Linked DNA regions of Homo sapiens: region 2 is linked to region 1. Evidence: chromatin loops called from intact Hi-C (ENCODE). Cell type or tissue: heart left ventricle. All regions are shown on one strand. Links, peaks and the distances in the headings refer to the core of each region. The heading gives the core; the rest is flanking DNA.

Region 1 (2,901 bases), core at 316-2,815:
CTGGCTGTCGTCCCTCTGCTGACCAGGAGCCTGAGTGTCATCATGTCACCCTGGGGTCTCATTCTGATGTGTAGCATGAGGCCAGCTGGCTTCCAGGGGCTGTGAGGGTGTGGCTTGGGGTGTAGGGAGGCCTGGGGTATTCAGGTGGCAGCCTTGTGCCCCCACTGTGGTGAATCAGTCAGGGTCTGGGGGCCCATGTTGCAGCAGCCCTGCTTTTGGCTGAGAACAAGGGGTTCTCTCTACCATGGCTGTTACAGAGGTGAGAGCAGGTTCAATTTCAGTGCCAGTGTGGCCCCCAATTGCTGATCCTTTCTGTCACTGCCCTGCAGCACGGGTGGCCTAGTCCCCTGCCCTGATGAGCCCACGCAGGTATGCAGGCCCTGCAGAGGTGCAGGCTGCTGCTGCCTGGCCATAGGTCATGGCTGATTTTCCGACGGCAGAGATTTGGGCTGTTCTGACGCTGCATTCACTCTCCTGCAGCCTCCTGGAGGAAAGCTATGTCATGAAGGATCCCTTCACCTCCGACAAGGACAGATTCCTGGTCCTCGGCTCGTGCTGCAGTTTGTGCAGCAGGCTGGTGTGTGTGGGCCCGGTGGGTAAGCAGCGTGGGCTGGGGCCACCTGTCCTTGCTGTGGTTATCCTGGAGCTCTCCCTGGGTAGGGAGGGCTGGGAGAGAGGGAGCAGCGGGTTCACCCCATTATAGATGGGGCCCCTCAGCTGATGAAGGGGAGAGGTGAGAGGGCAAGCTAGGGTCAGTTAGAGGGTCTCAGCCTGGTGTAGGAATGGAAATAGGTAATTGGTGGCTCTGCACCCACCCCAGTGGCCCCTCAGGGTTCCTCCCCTTCCCACCAACAGTGCAGACAGTCCTTGTGCGCCCTCTCACCAGGATGGTGACTTACTTTCTAGATGTTCTTGGAGGGATCTCCAGGAGAAGGGACTGTCCTTTCATGAGCACTTGTTGTGTGCCAGGTCCTGTGCTTGGGACCTGTTTTACTGCTGAGGCTTCATTCAGTCCTGCCCCTTAGTCAGGTAAAGCAGTATTATATTCCACCCATTTTATAGATGAGGGAACTGAGCTTCAGAGAGGCTGGGTGGGCCAGGTTCACCTGGGTAGCTGTAAACCCAAGGACGGATGGAAGTGGAGCAGCATGGCTTTCACAGCGTGCCCAGTGTACTCAGAGTGACCCCAGAGTCTGAGAAGTCCCTGAGCATCTGCCACAGGTTGACACACACAAAGGGGAGCTGTATCAATAGCCAGGGGGACGAGATGGGCCAGGGTGGGAGGAGCCTCCGCAGTGTGGCATGGGAGTATCTGAGGCTCATGGAGGAGCTGGTGGTCCAGGAGAAGCTGGGAAAGGAAGACTGCAAAGGTGGGTGGGCCAGGTGGGGAGGTGGAGGTCTTGAATGCAACACCTTGGCCTTGGGCTGCTCTTCGTGAGCAGCGGGGTGGCGGGGGTGGGGGGCGCACGCAGGTACCACAAGTCTGCAGCTTTCTTTGTTTAAACAGTAGGTTGTTAGTGAGCGGATCTCCATGGCGAAGGGTCTTTTCTAAGAACTGCAGGAGGGCAGCCTTATGTTTGCGAGCACACTAAGCTTTAAGAACAGACAGACACCAAAAATAAGAGTGGCCTAAGTAAAGCAAATAGTTATTTACTTACTTTCTCCTATGTAAGAGTCCAGAACTGGTGGCCTTGGCTGGAAGGGCACCCCTGTTGTCTTCAGCAGAGTCTCTATTTGGGTCCCTTGTGGCTGTGGAGCTCCCACCATCATATTTGCATCCCAGGCAGCGGGAAGGGACGTGAGAGCACAGTCCATGCCTTCAAAGGGCATGACCAGGAGGTGGCACACACAGTTGCTGACGCCCCTAACCAGCCTGAGTCACATGGCGATGCCCAGTTACAGAGGGGGCTGGGGAATGTCATCCTTAGCCACGTGCTGTGCACCGTGATGAATCTCGGGAGTTCTAGTGTGTAAGAGAGAGGAGAGCGGACATGGCTGCACGGTTCTGGCCTCCTGCCCAGACTAGCTGGCTCGTCCATGGCGTCTTTGGTCTGTGGGGCTGTCCTTCCTGTCCCCTGCCGCTCCCAGCACCAGGTGGCCACTGTTCGTGCTGCGATAGCTGGGACGGGAGGACTCTGGGATTTTCGGGGCATGGCCTGTGCTCCAGCTTTCCATTGTTGTCACTGCCCCGTGATGGAGCAGAGCAGGCCCCAGAGTCTTTCTGTCCCATCCCAGCTGTTCCCACCCAGGGTAGCCCAGGCCTGCATTGCTTTTCTCCTGGACACCCTGCCAGGCCCTCAGGCCTGGCTCTCCCTCTTGCTGGTCTAGCTCTGGCCACCTGCCCACACTGTGCATGCTGGGGCCCCAGCCCAGCCCCCCAAGTGTGGGAAGGGCTGGCCCCTGGGAGGAGCTGCACCATGTTCCCAGGATACTCAAGCCTCCATCCTTGTCCACTTCTTTAAGGAATGCAGTTTATTCTACTCCAAGAGATTCTGCCTCCCTTGTGTCCGGGAGAACATCAATGCTTTTCCTCAGGAAATTCGGCAAGACTTGGAGAAAAGGAAAGCTCCATCAAAGAGGACCCCCAGCCAGCCCGGTTCTCGGACGTGAGTGCAACTGGGGCTAGGTCATCGGGCGGCACCCTGCACAGAGCTCCTGGGCCAGCCTGCGCCAGGGATGCTGCTGAGCTGGGAGCCGCCATGCCTGGCCTTGTTTCTGGACCACTGGGAGCAGCACTGCAGCCCAGGGGAGCTGGAGTCCAGCTTGGAGCAGCCACAGGCCCAGGGAGCTGTAGCAAGAGGGTAGTCCAAAGGCAGATGCCAGACAAGACACAGCCAGGAACCCGGCCAGGTCCCCCCACATGCCCCTCAGGGCCCAGGCCTGAGTGAGTGCTGCTCAGAT
Region 2 (2,901 bases), core at 174-2,673, 110 kb after region 1:
TCAGGAAATGGCAAACAAAACTGAAAACAGAAAAACAACTATAGGAAAATGCCCATGTGTTTTACAAGGCAGGCTCTGCTTCAGCCGTGAAAGTGGATCAGGAGTTAATCTGTTTCTGCAGACGCATTTTATGAATAGCAAATCAGTTTCTCCCTGTTCCTCCTACATCGAGGCTGGACACACCTTTACAGGGGATCAGTGTGAAGGGAAGCTGGTGAGGCTGCCTGGGAAGCCCCCTGCCTGCGTCTCCCAGTGGACTTCTTGGGAGCGCCCCCTCCCTGCCTCTGCCCCTCAGCGCCTGAACTGTGGCCACTTGCACTCCTGTTGCCTCCCCAGTGGCTTGAACTCCAGAACTTGCCACCCTTCAGTGGAATTCCTGGAGGAGTGAGGAGCTCTGTGCTATGCTTGGCCACCGAACATGGGCCATCTCTTCTATTATGGTTTGAAATGTCCTCTAGTGTCTTGTTTGGTAATTTTCTAATAATATGGGGAGACCGCGCGGGTGTCCGCTAGCTTGTCTGCTGGTTCTTACTCATGGTGCCTTCTTCCCTTTCAGACTTGGATATCTTTGTGTGCGTCTTGGGGCCCTTTGAAGGGTGTCTGTGGGGTTTCCGTGAGGCCAAGGACAGAGGTTCCTTCTCACAAGGATAGTGTTTACTTTCACATGGACAGCCCAGACCACCTGGAACCAAGTGCACAGAAGCCCCACCATCTCCGGGCCTCCCGGGTGTGATGGGCAAGGGGTCCAAGTCCGCAGGAGCTCCGAGGCTCTTTGTGCTTGAATCCGTGAGTTTCCTTTCCTTTTTTCCTCCCACTCCTTTTAATGCTAACGAATTCCTTGTTTTGGGGCAGGGGCCAGGGTTATCTCTGCTTCAGTCTTCACCCAAGGTGAGGCCTTTCACGCTTCCAGCTTGATATGCCCCTATCAGGCTCCTCATACCTTGACCTCTGTCTACCCCTCTACTCCCTCCAAGGTCAAAGCCCAACTTGCCAGGTTGGCAAATGCTCGCAGGCACCAGTGACCCCAGCGTTCTTCTCTAGGTTCTTGGTTTCCCCCTGAAACTTGGCCTGGAGGTTTCCCACTAGCTTAGCAGCCCTTTGATGCATTTAACTTAATTTTGTTATTGTTTTATCCAAAATTCTTGCTTGTTTTCAGAGGGAAAGGGGGTCTGCCATTACTGCACAGAGAATCTGGGACAGTTATTATAACCATAGAAATTTATTTTCCATGTGCTGTCCCATCTTCTTGATGAGACAGATGTTTAACAGCTGGAGAACTGGACCCATCTTTGTCCCCATCTTGCCTAGCAACAGAAGGTGGTCACTAATCAGGGATTTTCGAGCCCGTTGCTTAAGGCCGTCGTTGACCCAAAGGATAGTGAGTCCCTGCTCCTCTTCCTGAGGAGAGGCCCAGGTGCCCAGAGGGCCCTCCTGGCTTGGCTGCCTGCAGAGTGGCTGATGAAATGTCCGCTGTGTGCACAGGGCACCCAGCCCCGCTGCTCCCCAGGCAGCCCCGCAAACAGCTGTTCCTCTGCCTGCTTCCAGCTGTGGACCTGAGACCGAGAGGCTGAGCCATCGCCCTGAGCCGCATGCAGGGGAGTGGCAGGCCCGGACCCAGTGCCCAGACCTGGCTCACGTGACCCTGCTTTTTCCACTGTGTCTGCGGCTCCCTCCCAGGCTCTGTGACCTTGGGCAGCCATGGCCGTCCTGCGCCCATTCCCAGCTGTAAAATGAGAGGCTGGGCTGGCCGATCTCAAATGTCCCCTGCCAGCCCGAGATTCTGTGTTTTGTCCTGCGGTGTGACCGTGACATGCCTCCAAAGGCAGCTGCCAGTGCTCACGAGGGAGGCCTTTTTCCTGAGTTAAGGCGGGTGGGGGGACTGGGGGTGAGTTGAGGGACTGGGAGGTGGGGGAAGCACACACACGGTCCTCCCCAGCTGTGCCCTCGTGGTGAATTACCTTCAGTCCCAGGCTCAGTGCTTTGGAAATGCTCTCAGGCCCAGCACCCAGGCCTGGAACCAGCCTCCAGGCCCCTGGCCCTCCCTTTCTCTACTGGAATCTTCCAGACCGAGGCAGGTCAGCTGAAAGTCACCGACTCTGCCTTCCACAAACTCGTAGCTGACAGACCATCCCATGTCCCCTCCCAGCCCCGTCCCAGGAGGGGAACTCGCTTTGCCTTCCCACCCTCCAGGCCGACTCACTGTCCGTCACTCTCTGGGTCCCACCCACTGTCCCACCAACTTCATTGGTCTAAAAATATGCTCTGGCATCTTGTTGGAAAGCAGCAGGAATGATGGGCCCTGCTGATAAGGTGAAGAAAGTGACCCGAGGGGGCAAACTTACAGACGGGACATACTTTGGCAAAATAACAAAACAGCGGGACCTGAAGGCTGGCTTCCCAAGCGTCCTCGAGGCCTTGTGCCAGGAAGAGGACCCTCGGGCTTAGGGAAGTGAAAACCAGGCTCAGGTCCCTCACCCAGTCCCTTCTGCCCACTTTGGGAGGGAGCCCAAGAAGTCAGCTAGGGGGGGACCTCCCAGTGGGACCTGAGTCCTGATTGGAACTTTCTCGGGGGGTTTCTTGGGGACAGGACCCCATGGAATCCTCTGTGAGTACTCAGGGCCAGGCTCAGGCCCGTAAGAAAGATGCAGGCAGCTGAGAGAGGTACCCTTTACCCTTCCCCGCCTGTTTTTTTTTTTTGTTTTTTTTTTTTTTTTGAGGCAGAGTCTCGCTCTGTCACCCAGGCTGGAGTGCAGTGGTACAATCTTGGCTCACTGCAACCTCCGCTTCCTGGGTTCAAATGATTTTCCTGCCTCAGCCTCCTGAGTAGCTGGGAGCATGCACCACCACACCCAGCTAATTTTTGTATTTTTAGTAGAGACGGGGTTTCACCATGTTGGCCAG

The links. A loop is a pair of places that touch in the nucleus more often than their neighbours do. Peaks named below come from ENCODE experiments on the same cell type or tissue, not always from the same donor. Only the 100,000 strongest peaks of a DNase experiment are listed, where the experiment ranks them.
Region 2: it touches region 1 in a loop (2.7-fold over the local background); 33 of 110 quality-filtered maps call a loop at or near these places.

Annotation. Positions count from the first base shown.
Region 1 is chr22:46,244,801-46,247,701 of GRCh38, reverse strand. It overlaps CDPF1 (cysteine rich DPF motif domain containing 1), which reads left to right. Exons shown (of 4, transcript NM_207327.5): 3 at 481-592; 4 at 2,464-2,901. The coding sequence ends at 2,610. Among named protein-coding and RNA genes, the nearest start is that of CDPF1, 4.0 kb to the left of the region's middle. In heart left ventricle, for the core only: a CTCF peak has its summit at 1,820 (motif pointing right); DNase peaks (open chromatin) are centred at 1,921 and 2,185; H3K4me3 peaks cover 1,482 bases; H3K27ac peaks cover 2,500 bases.
Region 2 is chr22:46,138,801-46,141,701 of GRCh38, reverse strand. It overlaps LOC124905138 (a long non-coding RNA gene), which reads left to right. Exons shown (of 2, transcript XR_007068140.1): 2 at 557-2,901. Among named protein-coding and RNA genes, the nearest start is that of PPARA, 10 kb to the left of the region's middle. In heart left ventricle, for the core only: no CTCF peak of the experiment used is centred there; DNase peaks (open chromatin) are centred at 1,601 and 2,141; H3K27ac peaks cover 1,716 bases.